Regions from separate parts of the Homo sapiens genome. Here region 1 is linked to region 2. The links are chromatin contacts, found by Hi-C or POLR2A ChIA-PET in ENCODE. All regions are on one chromosome and are shown on one strand. Each heading gives the region's core, a stretch centred on a gene start or an enhancer-like site at or near the end of the contact. The rest is flanking DNA. Distances are from core to core; before and after follow the strand shown. Region 1 holds the start of MCM9 (minichromosome maintenance 9 homologous recombination repair factor). Region 2 has its middle 96 kb from the start of ASF1A.

Region 1 (7,356 bases), core at 1,366-3,865, 140 kb before region 2:
AAAGGGCATCTACAAAAAACCCTGGGCTAACATCCATATTTAAGAGTAAAAGACTGATAACTTTCCCTCTAAGATCAGAAGCAAAGAAAGGATGTCTGGTCTCATCACTTTTATCCAACACCGTACTCAAGCTTCTAGTCAGTGCAAAAAGACAAGAAAAAGAAATAAAAGGCCTCCAGAATAGAAAGGAAGTAAAACTGTCTTTATTCATAGATAACAAATCCTGAATATATAGAAAATCTAGCAAAATCCACAAGAAAAGCTGTTAGAACTCATAAGTGGTTTTTACAAAATTGCAAATACAAGATTAATGTTAAAAATTCAATTATACCAGCCTGGGCAACATAGTGAGACCCTATCTCTACAAAAAAATACCAAAATATTAGCCAGGTGTGGTGGCACAGACCTATAATTCCAATGTATTAGTCTGTTTTCACACTGCTATAAAAAACTACCTGAGACTGGGCAATTTATGACAAAAAGAGGTTTAATTGACTCACAGTTCTGCAGGCTTAATAGAAAGCATGACTAGGAGGCCTCGGGAAACTTATATTCATGGCAGATGGCAAAGGGGAAGCAAGCACGTCTTACCATAGCAGAGCGGGAGAGAGAGGGAGAATGAGTGAGGGGGAACTGCCAGAGAGAGAGAATGAGTGAGGGGGAAGTGCCAGACACTTTCAAAAAACCTGATCTCATGAGAACTCACTATCATGAGAAGAGCAAGGGGGAAGTTCGCCCCATGATTCAATCACCTCCCACCAGACTCCTGGGGATTACAATTTAAGGTGAGATTTGGGTGGGGACACACAGCCAAACCATATCACCCAGCTACTTAGGGGGCTGAGGTAGGAGGATTGCTTGAACCTGGCAGACAGAGGTTGCAGTGGGCCATGATCACACCACTGCACTCCAGCCTGAGCAACAGAGCAAGAACCTGTAACAACAACAACAAAACCCCCAATCATATTTTTACACACTATCTGACATAGTTTGAGTATTTCTCCCTTCCAAATCTCATCTTAAAATCTGATCCCAAGTGTGGGGCCTAGTTGGGGGTGTCTGGGTCACAGGGGCAGATCCTTCAGGAAAACTTAGTGCTGCCATTGCATAATGAGTTCTCATTCTGTTAGTTGCCTCCAGAGCTGATTGTTAAAAAGAGCCTGACCACTACCTCCCCTTTCTCTTGCTTCTCTTCTGGCCATGTGATCTGCACAGGCAGCCTCCCCTTCACTGAGTGGAAGCAGCCTGAAGCCCTCACCAGAAGCAGCCTGCAGAAGTGTGAGCCAAATAAACCTCTTTTATTTGTAAATTATTCAGTCTCAGGCATTCCTTTTTAGCAACACAGACTAAGACACTATCAAAGAACAACTGAAAATTTAAAATGTCATTTACATAATATCAAGAAGTATATTTTTCCCCCATCCTTAGATTTATGGATAAATCTGACATAGGGTGATATGGTTTGGCTGTGTCCCTGCCCAAACCTCATCTTGAACTGTAGTTACCATAATCCCCAGGTGTTGTGGGAGGGACCCGGTGGGAGGTAACTGAATCATGGGGGTGGTTATTCCCATGCTGTTCTCTGATAGTGAGTGAGGTATCACAAGATCTGATGGTTTTCTAAGGGGCTTTTCCCTCCTTGCTCCTCACTTCTCCTTCCTGCAGCCCTGTGAAGAAGGAGGTTTGCTCCCGCTTCTGCCATGATTTTAAGTTTCCTGAAGTCTCCCCAGCCATGCTGAACTGTAAGTCAATTAAACGTCTTTCCTTTATAAATTACTCAGTCCCAGGTATGTCTTTATTAGCACTGTGAAAATGGACTATATAAGACTAGACCTGACAAAAGATCAAAACATTTGCTGAGTGAAATAACACCTAAATAAATGAAGAGGCTTACTTTAAGGGTCATTACTAAATATTGTTAACATGTAAATTATTCTTACATGGATCTATAGACGAAATGTAACCAATCACAATCCCAACTTTTTAAAGTGACAAGCTGATTTTAACATTCATATGAAAACCCAAGGGACTAGATGAGCCAGAACATTTTTGAAAAATAACAAAAAATTGGAGGCCAAACACGATCTGATTTTAAGACTCTTACGAATCTACAGGAATCAAGACAATGTGGTATTTTTGTAGAGAGAAATATAATAAATTGTCGGAACAGAATAGAAAGTCTAAGAATAGACCCACAACTGATGCTTTAGGGACAACTGATTTTAAACATAGGTGCAAAAGCTATTCAGTGAGAAAAAGAAAGCTCTCTAAACAAATGACACTATTCACATACAAAAAAATGACCTAAGATCCATACTTTGCACCACAGACAAAAATTAGCTCTAATTGGATCACAGACCTCAATATAAAACCTAAAATTCTAAAACTTGTGTCAGAAAACACAGAAGAGATCCTCTGTGGCCTTGGGTTAGGCAAATTCCTTGGACAGACAAAAAACAAACCCTAAGATCCGATCTGAGCCGCCGCACAACCCTGCTCTGGCCACTTAGCCTGAGGTCACTGCTCGGGTCCCGCCCCTCTCCCCGCCCGGGACCCTCCTGGCTCCGCCCCAATCCGCCCGCTCCGCTCCACCCCGCCCCGCTGCCTCGTCTCCATCCGGAAGAGCCGCCGGGGCAGGGAAGTTGAGGCGGTGCGCGGCCCGGCGTCGGTCGAGAGCGCAGGCCCGGCAGAGCCGCAGGCGCTAGGCCGCCCGACACAGCCCGCGCGTCCCCGCGGCCGGTGGCGCCTCGAGCGGCCACGTGCACGCGCGCACTCCGCCTCACCAGCCTTCTTGCGCCGGAGACGAACCCGCTGCCTGGCTGGAGCTCTCTGGGCCCTTCGGCCTCGGGAGCAACGCGTTCCCGGCGACTTCTGACACAGCCAGTAAGTGATAGCCGCCTCCTCCTTTCGCGGTTATGTTTTTCTCCAGTTCGTCCCAAGTCTCGTTCCCGTCTCATTACTTCAAAAACTATTCAACTCCGGGACCGGACAGGCACGGGAGCTGCCCGGGAGAAGAGCCCCAGAAGTCTCAGAGACTGCCAAGGTGTTGTGGGGCAGGGGCTGCGTGCAAAGACCCTGTGAATTAGAAAGTTTGGAAAGCATGCCTCCAAAACCGAGCGACTCCACGTTTGCCAGGCGCCCCTGGGGCAGCCGAGCGGCCCGGAGGCGCGAAATGGCGCGCCCCCGCAGTGAGAGGGGCGGAGGGAGTGGGGCGGGGCCGAGGGCGCGCGTCCCGCCAGCCCGCGCGGAGGGGGCGGGGCTCCCGGCAGGTGCAGGCGGGCGGGGCGGGGCTGCCGCGATTCCCGGAGACAGCTGGGGGATGCCAGTGCAGTTAGGCACTCTCCTGTCTTCTTTTCGACGCTTCGCTGTGGTCAAGAGGACAAAGTAAAGCAAATGATTTTATTTTGACCCCAAATATTCAATAAGAAAAGGAAAGAGAACTTGAAAGTTGTGAAATGACCCTTCTCAAAACAAAAAGTCCCTCCAGTGTCTATCTGGGTGGGTAGTAGGTACGTTTATTGATTTAGCAAACTGCTGATAACACAGTTGATTAGTCAGTTTTGCATAGATGTTGAAAGGGAATGAATAACGATGGTCCATATAACCATAGAAATGCTAGCCTAACTAGGCAAAATTTAATCTGACCTTAATTTGAACGTTGAATTCTGCTGCTGCCCTTTTCCTGCCTTGTGTGGAGCTGTTTTTCAAATTGCTAAATTTGTGGCTCTAAACTTAATATGCTTTAATAGAATCATAGTGATTCTCTTGTAGCCACTGTTGGGAGTCCAGATTTTTTTTTTTTTTTTTTTGGGCAAAGTCCACATTGTGGAGATATTCCTTCCCAAGTGCTTTTTCTGCTTTACACTTGGCTGAATTTATATTGCTTAACCAAAAACAAATTACCGTGGAGGCCGTAATTTATTTCCACTCATTGTTTTGGATATACATTTACTCATTCTTACTCTCACTCTGGCCTCCTATAGTGGTCAGGATTCTTGACCTAACTGCTATATGTACTTCTTAAACGTTTCACACCTTGCGGAATAGTAGGTTCTCAGAGAAAGCAAAATATAGCAAATAGCGTGTATAACACGTACTTAGGATGATAAACTGTGAACTTTATAGCAGTCTCCTTTAATATTCGTATTTGTAGAGTCCAGTACAATAAATGTTGGACAAATGAAGTAAGTCAAATTTAAGTACACCTCTTCTCCAGTCCTCAATCTCTTTCCAAACGAAATAAGTGTTTCTCTCTTTTTTTTTTTTTTTGAGGCGGAGTCTCGCTCTGTGCCCGGGCTGGAGTGCAGTGGCGTGGTCTCGGCTCACTGCAAGCTCCGCCTCCCGGGTTCACGCCATTCTCCTGCCTCAGCCTCCTGAGTAGCTGGGACTTCAGGCACCTGCCACCACGCCCAGCTAATTTTTTTTGTATTTTTTTTTAGTAGAGAACGGGATTTCACCGTGTTAGCCAGGATGGTCTCGATCTCCTGACCTCGTGATCCACCTGCCTCGGCCTCCCAAAGTGCTGGGATTACAGGCGTGAGCCACTGCGCCCGGCCCCAAATAAGTGTTTCTTATTTGGACAGCTGGTTTCTAACTGTCCAGTGCTACTTCTGAGATCGTCACCTCATTTAAATTTAACCTCCCTCTCCTTTGACTCCTATTCATATTGCATTTTTGACCACTGGTAGTGCACTGTTTCGTTTTATTTGCCCCTTGGATTTCTGAGGACATAGAGAACCTTTTACTATACTTTTCATTTGCCAGCATAGTGCCTTGTACATGATAGATATTAGGAAATGGACATTGAATTGGGTTTATACATATGTAATTTGTTATCCGTCTGTATACATGAAACTAGAATGGGGATAGGTGCTTTTTATCTGTAGATACATACTTTTTAATAGAGTGCCAGGGGAATGAGATAAAGTAATGGTATATGCTGTATTTATTTTCAATAATACTTTTTTATTATTTGAAGACTCAGTGTTTTTTCACCTTCCTATGTTTATCTGTTTTCTTTGCATTGTTGACAGCTGTTTCTGCAGAACCCAGTAGATTTCCTACGGTAAGAAAGAGAAAGAAGGAAACAAATTCACTTCCAAGTATGAATTTCTAAGGACAGTCTGTTAATTATTCATGTCAGAACTGGCTGTCAGTCTGATTAATGGTATGTGTTTCAGTTACATAGCAGAATACACATGAGTGTGTGTGTATAACTAAAGAGAGAGAGAGCACACGAAAGAATGACACTGTGTTCATATAAACAAAAGCTAGAACCAGGACTCTTGCAAAGAACTCCACTGTTACTGACTTAAGCCAAAAGATATGTTTCAGATTTTATACTTGAGAGCAAATGTGTGTGTATGGAATGTGGCCTCTTACATATATTATGTAAAATAAATACCATTATATGTCATTTAATGATGGGGATACAGTCTGAGAAATTTGTCATTAGGTGATTTTGTCCTTGTGTGAACATCATAGAGTATATTTACACAAACCTAGATGATACAGCCTACTACACACCTAGGCTATATGGCATAGCCTGTTGCTCTTAGGCTATAAACCTGTACATCATATCATTGTACTGAATACTGTTCGCAGTTGTTGTAACACAATGGTATCTATGTATCTAAGCATAGAAAAGATACAATAAGGATACAGTATTGTAATCTTATGAGACCACTATTATAAGTGCAGTCCGGAAATGTTGTTAGGTGCATGCCTGTATATTAATGCAGGGTTAATATGAAGGAAATTTGGGGAAAAGATGGGAAATGCTTTGAACTATTTTGGATTTTGATAATCAGTACCAACATAGTTCTTTGACTTACATTTGACTTCACTCATTTTTGAAGTACATGTACTGTGACTGTAACAGATAATTCAGATTTCATTAAGATTTGAATTCAGATATTATTTTGTGATTATAGTATGACCCAAAGCCAGTGTGATTTATAACCAATCGTTTTTGTTAAATTGTGTGTACATCTTGAGTATCAAATATATAATATGATCCTTTTTTTTTTCTTTAGTTACCTAGATTCAAGATGAATAGCGATCAAGTTACACTGGTTGGTCAAGTGTTTGAGTCATATGTTTCGGAATACCATAAGAATGATATTCTTCTAATCTTGAAGGAAAGGGATGAAGATGCTCATTACCCAGTTGTGGTTAATGCCATGACTCTGTTTGAGACCAACATGGAAATCGGGGAATATTTCAACATGTTCCCCAGTGAAGTGCTTACAATTTTTGATAGTGCACTGCGAAGGTCAGCCTTGACAATTCTCCAGTCCCTTTCTCAGCCTGAGGCTGTTTCCATGAAACAGAATCTTCATGCCAGGATATCAGGTAAATCACTTAAGGATTTTACTGCCATGCTATCTTCTAGAAAGATTTTGAGAAAATATACTAGATTTAGAACACTAAGAAATAATTGATATTTATACTTAAAATATATATCTGTTGTGTAGTTGATGGTCACTTCTTTTAGAGCAGAATAATAATTGTGTTCTGTGGGCATGAAGTATGAGTCTTGCCCACTGAGGGGAGGGAGAATGTGTGGAGACAGCAGTATACTTGTGTGTCTATATATTTCCACGTCTGTGTTTAAAAATGTAATTCAAAACAGCTTTATGAGCTTTTGTGGTTACTAACAATAAAGGAACTGGTAATACAAAGAATTAGAAAAGTGATAGATCTTGTCCAGGGATCTTCAGAACTATTTTAGGACATTAGTTATTTTTAAAGATCAGTATTAGCATTGTGCAGTCTACCTACCAGTTACTCGATACATTTTTGTTGAATGCATGACAGATAAAGCATCTTAATTGTTAAGAAACTGCAGTGGAGCAATCAGCAGCTTGGGGTGGCAAAGCTGTATCCTTGAATTCCTGCCTCTAGGAGTCCTTGCCCCTCACTTTCTGTTTTAAAAGTGATTTTTTAGTAGGATGGATAGAGTTGACTTAAGAATTTTAGGGAAAAGTGACACTATAGTGTAACAATTTTTATTTAGTTCATTGCATGGAAGTAATTTCTTGGAAGGCATAGTGTGGCGAAAGAGAAGAATTGGATTTAAAGGCTACACGCCTAACCTGGGAGACTTAGTAAGTTATTTTATCTCACTGAGCCTCAGTTTCTTCACTTGCAAACCACTTCTAGAGTCCCTGTCAACCCCCTAATTAAAACAAAATTTAACTATGCCATTATTGTATAAATTAATAAAGGCTGGTACAAATTAATTCTATTTACATGAAAGAAAGATTTGGTAAAATTAAAAGCAGGTCCAGAATATTGAGGGCAGTCTGTGATTAAGTTGGAGAACATACATACCCTTTTGTTTAAAAATAAATA
Region 2 (6,598 bases), core at 3,456-5,955:
CCGTCAGAGCAAAGGCAGGGCATGACCAGGTAGCCGAAGTCATAAGGTTTCTTGGTGCATCTCCCATTCACTCACTGTTTGCTTCCGGAAAGAAAAGTGTAGGGCAGCCCTTTCCTGATGTGTACTAAGCTACAGCACCTGTGTCGAGATGAGAGTGAGCCAAAGGGCACTGGTTGGTAGGATGAGGTGGAGGAGTATTTTAATTTTTGGAATTTGGGAAGCAGACAGCTTTACTTTGTAAGGTTGGAACAGCAGCAACATCCATTACATATAAACCAAAAATCTTTACTATTTCTAAATTTCCTAGATTGCTATTATTTGGTCCTAAGTTGAGTATTCGTTCCACAGAAAGTGGTAATTATTCCTCTACATGCAGACCTCAGCAGCTGCTCACACATTCCAGAGCAGGGGAGTCCTTGCCTTGGGCTTGGTTCAGCATCTAAGAAATACAGTGACATTGCAGGGTGGCAGCACCTGGCGACGCAGGGCAGAGCCGTCCACGTAGAGCACATTGAGAATGACAACCCTGGAGGATGGCGAGGTGTGGCCCTGCAAAAGATTCCTTTTTATTTTCCATCAAATGTGCTCAAATACTATATATTTTTTCATGAACAACTTTTCCTCGCTCAAAAATTAACAACTAGACCCTGGAGCACCACCGTGAAAGGGTTTTTGTTTATTTCCTGCTCTTGCTTGCTTCGAACAATGATTGCTCTAACGGCTGAATAGTCAGCTCTGGAAACAGTATCTAGGTCAGCCTGTCCTTTTTGCTGCTTCCCACCACTAGGGGGCAGGAAGTATCTGATAAAGGAACTAAAAAGGCTGGAAACGCGTGCATTGACAAGCAAAAGCCGGAGGCTTGCCTGCTTGCAATTCTTATGATGAAAACATTTCTTCAGAAATCAGCCTCATTTGAGCACTTCTGGCAGACGCAGAGGCCAGCTGAGGAGTGGGCCAGGAGAAGGGGAGGGCGCCTCAGGAGGCGTGTCCTTTGATCATTTTGGAAAAACCGCTCTATCTTCTGAAGACTTTGAAAATGCATACCTAGAGAGCAAGGCTGCGACAGGGCTTTGAAACCCCCTGAGCCATGAGGTCAAGGTCCATTTTATAGAAACCTGTAATCTGAAAGAATATACATTTAATAATGTGATTCTTTTGGGAGGTGGGGAGCAGGCACTCAGATTCCAAATCCACAGGTCCTCAAAGGGATATTGTTCATCAGAAGCTTTTTTTAAAAAAAATCCCAGAATCCCACACAAGTGATAGACTGCACAGAGCGATGCACAGTTTAGCATCCATACAGGTGTGAGGATGGAGAGAGCACTGGATTGGGTGCCTGGCTGCTGCTACTCACTAGTTTTGTGACCGCCAAAACCTAAGCTGCTGTACACCAGCAAAGCAGCACAATATCTCCTTTGTCGGATTGCAGCATCAACAACAAGCATTTATCCAGCCCCTACTGTATGCCAGGCACTGTGCTAGGCACTGGGGAGATGATGAATGATAAGATAGGCACGGTTGGTCCCTGCCTTGTGAACATGACATCCCAGTGAGGATTTATTATTATTATTATTATTATTATTATTATTATTATTATACTTTAAGTTTTAGGGTACATGTGCACAACATGCAGGTTAGTTACATATGTATACATGTGCCATGTTGGTGTGCTGCACCCATTAACTCGTCATTTAACATTAGGTATATCTCCTAATGCTATCCCTCCCCCTTCCCCCCACCCCACAACAGGCCCTGGTGTGTGATGTTCCCCTTCCTGTGTCCATGTGTTCTCATTGTTCAATTCCCACCTATGAGTGAGAACGTGCGGTGTTTGGTTTTTTGTCCTTGTGATAGTTTGCTGAGAATGATGGTTTCCAGCTTCATCCATGTCCCTACAAAGGACATGAACTCATCATTTTTTATGGCTGCATAGTATTCCATGGTGTATATGTGCCACATTTTCTCAATCCAGTCTATCACTGTTGGACATTTGGGTTGGTTCCAAGTCTTTGCTATTGTGAATAGTGCTGCAATAAACATATGTGTGCATGTGTCTTTATAGCAGTATGTTTTATAATGCTTTGGGTATATACCCAGTAATGGGATTGCTGGGTCAAATGGTATTTCTAGTTCTAGATCCCTGAGGAATCGCCACACTGACTTCCACAATGGTTGAACTCGTTTACAGTCCCACCAACAGTGTAAAAGTGTTCCTATTTCTCCACATCCTCTCCAGCACCTGTTGTTTCCTGACTTTTTAATGATCACCATTCTAAGTGGTGTGAGATGGTATCTCATTGTGGTTTTGATTTGTGTTTCTCTGATGGCCAGTGATGATGAGCATTTTTTCATGTGTCTTTTGGCTGCATAAATGTCTTCTTTTGAGAAGTGTCTGTTCATATCCTTCGCCCACTTTTTGATGGGGTTGTTTGTTTTTCTCTTGTAAATTTGTTTGAGTTCTTTGTAGATTCTGGATATTAGCCCTTTGTCAGATGAGTAGATTGCAAAAATTTTCTCCCATTCTGTAGGTTGCCTGTTCACCCTAATGGTAGTTTCTTTTGCTGTGCAGAAGCTCTTTAGTTTAATTAGATCCCATTTGTCAATTTTGACTTTTGTTGCCATTGCTTTTGGTGTGTTAGACATGAAGTCCTTGCCCATGCCTATGTCCTGAATGGTATTGCCTAGGTTTTCTTCTAGGGTTTTTATGGTTTTAGGTCTAACATTTAAGTCTTTAATCCATCTTGAATTAATTTTTGTGTAAGGTGTAAGGAAGGGATCCAGTTTCAGCTTTCTACATATGGCTAGCCAGTTTTCCCAGCACCATTTATTAAATAGGGAATCCTTTCCCCATTGCTTGTTTTTCTCAGGTTTGTCGAAGATCAAATGGTTGTAGATATGCAGCATTATTTCTGAGGGCTCTGTTCTGTTCCATTGGTCTATATCTCTGTTGTGGTACCAGTGCCATGCTGTTTTGGTTACTGTAGCCTTGTAGCATAGTCAGGTGGCGTGATGCCTCCACCTTTCTTCTTTTGGCTTAGGATTGACTTGGCAATGCAGGCTCTTTTTTGGTTCCATTTGAACTTTAAAGTAGTTTTTTCCAATTCTGTGAAGCAAGTCATTGGTAGCTTGATGGGGATGGCATTGAATCTATAAATTACCTTGGGCAGTATGGCCATTTTCATGATATTGATTCTTCCAACCCATGAGCATGGAATGTTCTTCCATTTGTTTGTATCCTCTTTTATTTCACTGAGCAGTGGTTTGTAGTTCTCCTTGAAGAGGTCCTTCACGTCCCTTGTAAGTTGGATTCCTAGGTATTTTATTGTCTTTGAAGCAGTTGTGAATGGGAGGTCACTCATGATTTGGCTGTCTGTTTGTTATTGGTGTATAAGAATGCTTGTGATTTTTGCACATTGATTTTGTATCCTGAGACTTTGCTGAAGTTGCCTATCAGCTTGAGGAGATTTTGGGCTGAGATGATGGGGTTTTCTAGATATACAATCATGTCATCTGCAAACAGGGACAATTTGACTTCCTCTTTTCCTAATTGAATGCCCTTTATTTCCTTCTCCTGCCTAATTGCCCTGGCCAGAACTTCCAACACTATGTTGAATAGGAGTGGTGAGAGAGGGCATCCCTGTCTTGTGCCAGTTTTCAAAGGGAATGCTTCCAATTTTTGCCCATTCAGTATGATATTGGCTGTGGGTTTGTCATAGATAGCTCTTATTATTTTAAGACACGTCCCATCAATACCTAATTTATTGAGAGTTTTTAGCATGAAGCGTTGTTGATTTTTGTCAAAGGCCTTTTCTGCATCTATTGAGATAATCATGGTTTTTGTCGTTGTTTCTGTTTATATGCTGGATTACGTTTATTGATTTGCATATGTTGAGCCAGCCTTGCATCGCAGGGTTGAAGCCTACTTGATCATGGTGGATAAGCTTTTTGATGTGCTGCTGGATTCGGTTTGCCAGTATTTTATTGAGTATTTTTGCATCGATGTTCATCAGGGGTATTGGTCTAAAATTCTCTTTTTTTGTTGTGTCTCTGCCAGGCTTTGGTATCAGGATGATGCTGGCCTCATAAAATGAGTTAGGGAGGATTCCCTCTTTTTCTATTGATTGGAATAGTTTCAGAAGGAATGGTACCAGCTCCTCTTTGTACCTCTGGTAGAATTCGGCTGTGAATCCATCTGGTCCTGGACTTTTTTTGGTTGGTAAGCTATTAATTATTGCCTCAATTTCAGAGCTTGTTATTGGTCTATTCAGAGATTCAACTTCTTCCTGGTTTGGTCTTGGGAGGGTGTATGTATCAAGTAATTTATCCATTTCTTCTAGATTTTCTAGTTTATTTGCATAGAGGTGTTTGTAGTATTCTCTGATGGTAGTTTGTATTTCTGTGGGATCGGTGGTGACATCCCCTTTATCATTTTTTATTGCATCTATTTGATTCTTCTCTCTTTTCTTTTTTATTAGTCTTGCTAGCAGTCTATCAATTTTGTTGATCTTTTCAAAAAACCAGCTCCTGGATTCGTTGATTTTTTGAAGGGTTTTTTGTGTCTCTATTCATTTAAGTCTGCAGAGGATTCTGCTGCCTTTTGTTTGGCTATTTGCTGCCCCCAGAGGTGGAGTCTACAGAGATACGCAGGCCTCCTCAAGCTGCGGTGGGCTCCACCCAGTTCGAGCTTCCTGGCTGCTTTGTTTACCTACTCAAGCCTTGGCAATGGCAGGTGCCCCTCCCCCAGCCTCGCTGCGGCCTTGCAGTTTGATCTCAGACTGCTGTGCTAGCAATGAGCAAGGCTCCGTGGGTGTAGGACTCTCTGAGCCAGGCGCAGGATATAATCTTCTGGTGTGCCGTTTGCTAAGACTGTTGGAAAAGTGCAGTATTAGGGTGGGAGTGACCGGATTTTCCAGGTGCTGTCTGTCACCCCTTTCTTTGACTAGGAAAGGGAATTCCCTGACCCCTTGCGCTTCCTGGGTGAGGCCGTGCCTCGCCCTGCCTCGGCTCACACTGGGTGCGCTGCACCCACTGTCCTGCACCCACTTTCCGACACTCCCCAGTGAGGTGAGCCCGGTACCTCAGTTGGAAATGCAGAAATCACCCGTCTTCTGCCTCGCTCACGCTGGGAGCTCTAGACTGGAGCTGTTCCTATTCGGCCATCTTGGCTCCACCAATCCCCCAGTGAGGATTGTATGGCCTGCCTGCAGGAAAATATTTAATGTGCCTGCACAGCACCTGGCATGTCACAGACACTTAATACATGTTGGGTTTTTCTCCAATCCTCTTTTCTCTTTGTCTCCTCATCTAAAATATGTTATTGTAGGGCCAGATTAAGATTCCCCTTGGCAAAGTGGGCTCCTGGAAACACATTCAGAGGATATTTATTCATACTTTATTTTTTTATCTGCCTTTACTTAGCACTTACTATTTGCCAGCCTATGCTAGACCTAAGGGATCTATAATTGATATTTTTAATTTTTCTGTCCACCATTATCTGATCCATCTTCACTGAGGAAGTCCTATACCTTCTCTGGCCAGGTTGAAAACACCAGCTACCCACCTTCCCAGCTTCCCCTTGAACTGAGAGTATCAGCACTTCAACTAAGGTTCCACACCCCATTTGGACTTGGGAGCAGGGAGTCCAGGAAGGGTGGATAGTCTGCCCAGTGGGAGGGTTATGGTAGGTGTCCCAATGAACTCTAGTTTCCAGGAACAGCTGGTGATGCCATGGATGGCAGTGCATGCTGGACATCAAGTGGCGTGGTTTGATAGTATGATTTTGACTGTGGCCCAGGCTGCCTTTTGTTTACCTTTTTTATACCTATTTTTAAGTGCAATTTTCTTCCTTTCTTTCTTTTTTTGAGATAGAGTCTTGCTCTGTCATCCAGGCTGGAGTGCAGTGGTGCGATTTTAGCTCTACAACCTTCGCTTCCCAGGTTCAAGCAATTCTCCCGCCTCAGCCTCCTGAGTAGCTGGGACTACAGGTGCGCGCCACCGTGCCCGGCTAATTTTCGTATTTTTAGTAGAGACAAGGTTTTGCCATGTTGGCCAGGCTGGTCGTGAACTCCTGACCTCAGGTGATCCGCCCACCTCAACCTCCCAAAGTGCTGGGATTACAGGTGTGAGCTGTCACTCCTGGTCAAGTCCAACTTTCTGATCTTCTTACCGATTCAATGAGCTACCAAATTGCTTTTAGCAAAATCCTTTTATACTCAAATCAACACAGATGGGTTTTGTTCCTTGACACCAAGAATCCTGTTGGAGATGAAATCAAAAATTATTATGACTTTGGTGCCTTGTTCTTCAGGAGCTGGGCACACAAATGACTTCAGTAGTCTATATAATTGGGGAGAAGACAAGCCCCTTGAAGCATCTACTATGTTAGCATGTACTACGCCGGACAGTGAGGTTCAGAAATGAACACATGAGGCTTCTGCCCCCAGGGAACTCAGTGTGTTAGGAGAGATGAATCAATGATATAGCAATTCCATTAGAAAAAGTGCTAGAGATGTGTGGAGGGTATGATGGGGTCACCAAGGAGGAATACATACCTGTTTAGCTAAGACAGAGATGTTTTCTAGTTTGTTCTTGCTGCTAT

Evidence for each region. A loop is a pair of places that touch in the nucleus more often than their neighbours do. ChIA-PET counts read pairs that join two places held with the same protein, here RNA polymerase II (POLR2A). Pooled maps may share reads with other maps.
Region 1: a pooled map shows a loop between it and region 2 (5-fold over the local background). The contact joins the promoter of MCM9 here to the enhancer-like site in region 2. A Hi-C loop is called at or near these places in 1 of 168 maps with a recorded cell type or tissue (naive thymus-derived CD4-positive, alpha-beta T cell) and 8 of 50 pooled maps. POLR2A ChIA-PET finds 5 or more read pairs at or near these places in 6 of 52 experiments (A549, CD4-positive, alpha-beta T cell, CD4-positive, alpha-beta memory T cell and 3 more).

The regions. Positions count from the first base shown.
Region 1 is chr6:118,930,418-118,937,773 of GRCh38, reverse strand. It overlaps MCM9 (minichromosome maintenance 9 homologous recombination repair factor), which reads left to right and starts at 2,615. Exons shown (of 14, transcript NM_017696.3): 1 at 2,615-2,883; 2 at 5,034-5,167; 3 at 6,036-6,354. The coding sequence starts at 6,051. It overlaps LOC124901389 (a long non-coding RNA gene), which reads right to left and starts at 2,859. Exons shown (of 2, transcript XR_007059729.1): 1 at 2,784-2,859. RefSeq lists silencers at 2,437-2,866, 3,117-3,366.
Region 2 is chr6:118,794,883-118,801,480 of GRCh38, reverse strand. No RefSeq gene overlaps it. Among named protein-coding and RNA genes, the nearest start is that of ASF1A, 96 kb to the left of the region's middle. Within about 2 kb of position 4,705, at least 2 of the 41 ENCODE cell types and tissues checked have a DNase peak (open chromatin) inside an H3K27ac peak, as active enhancers do.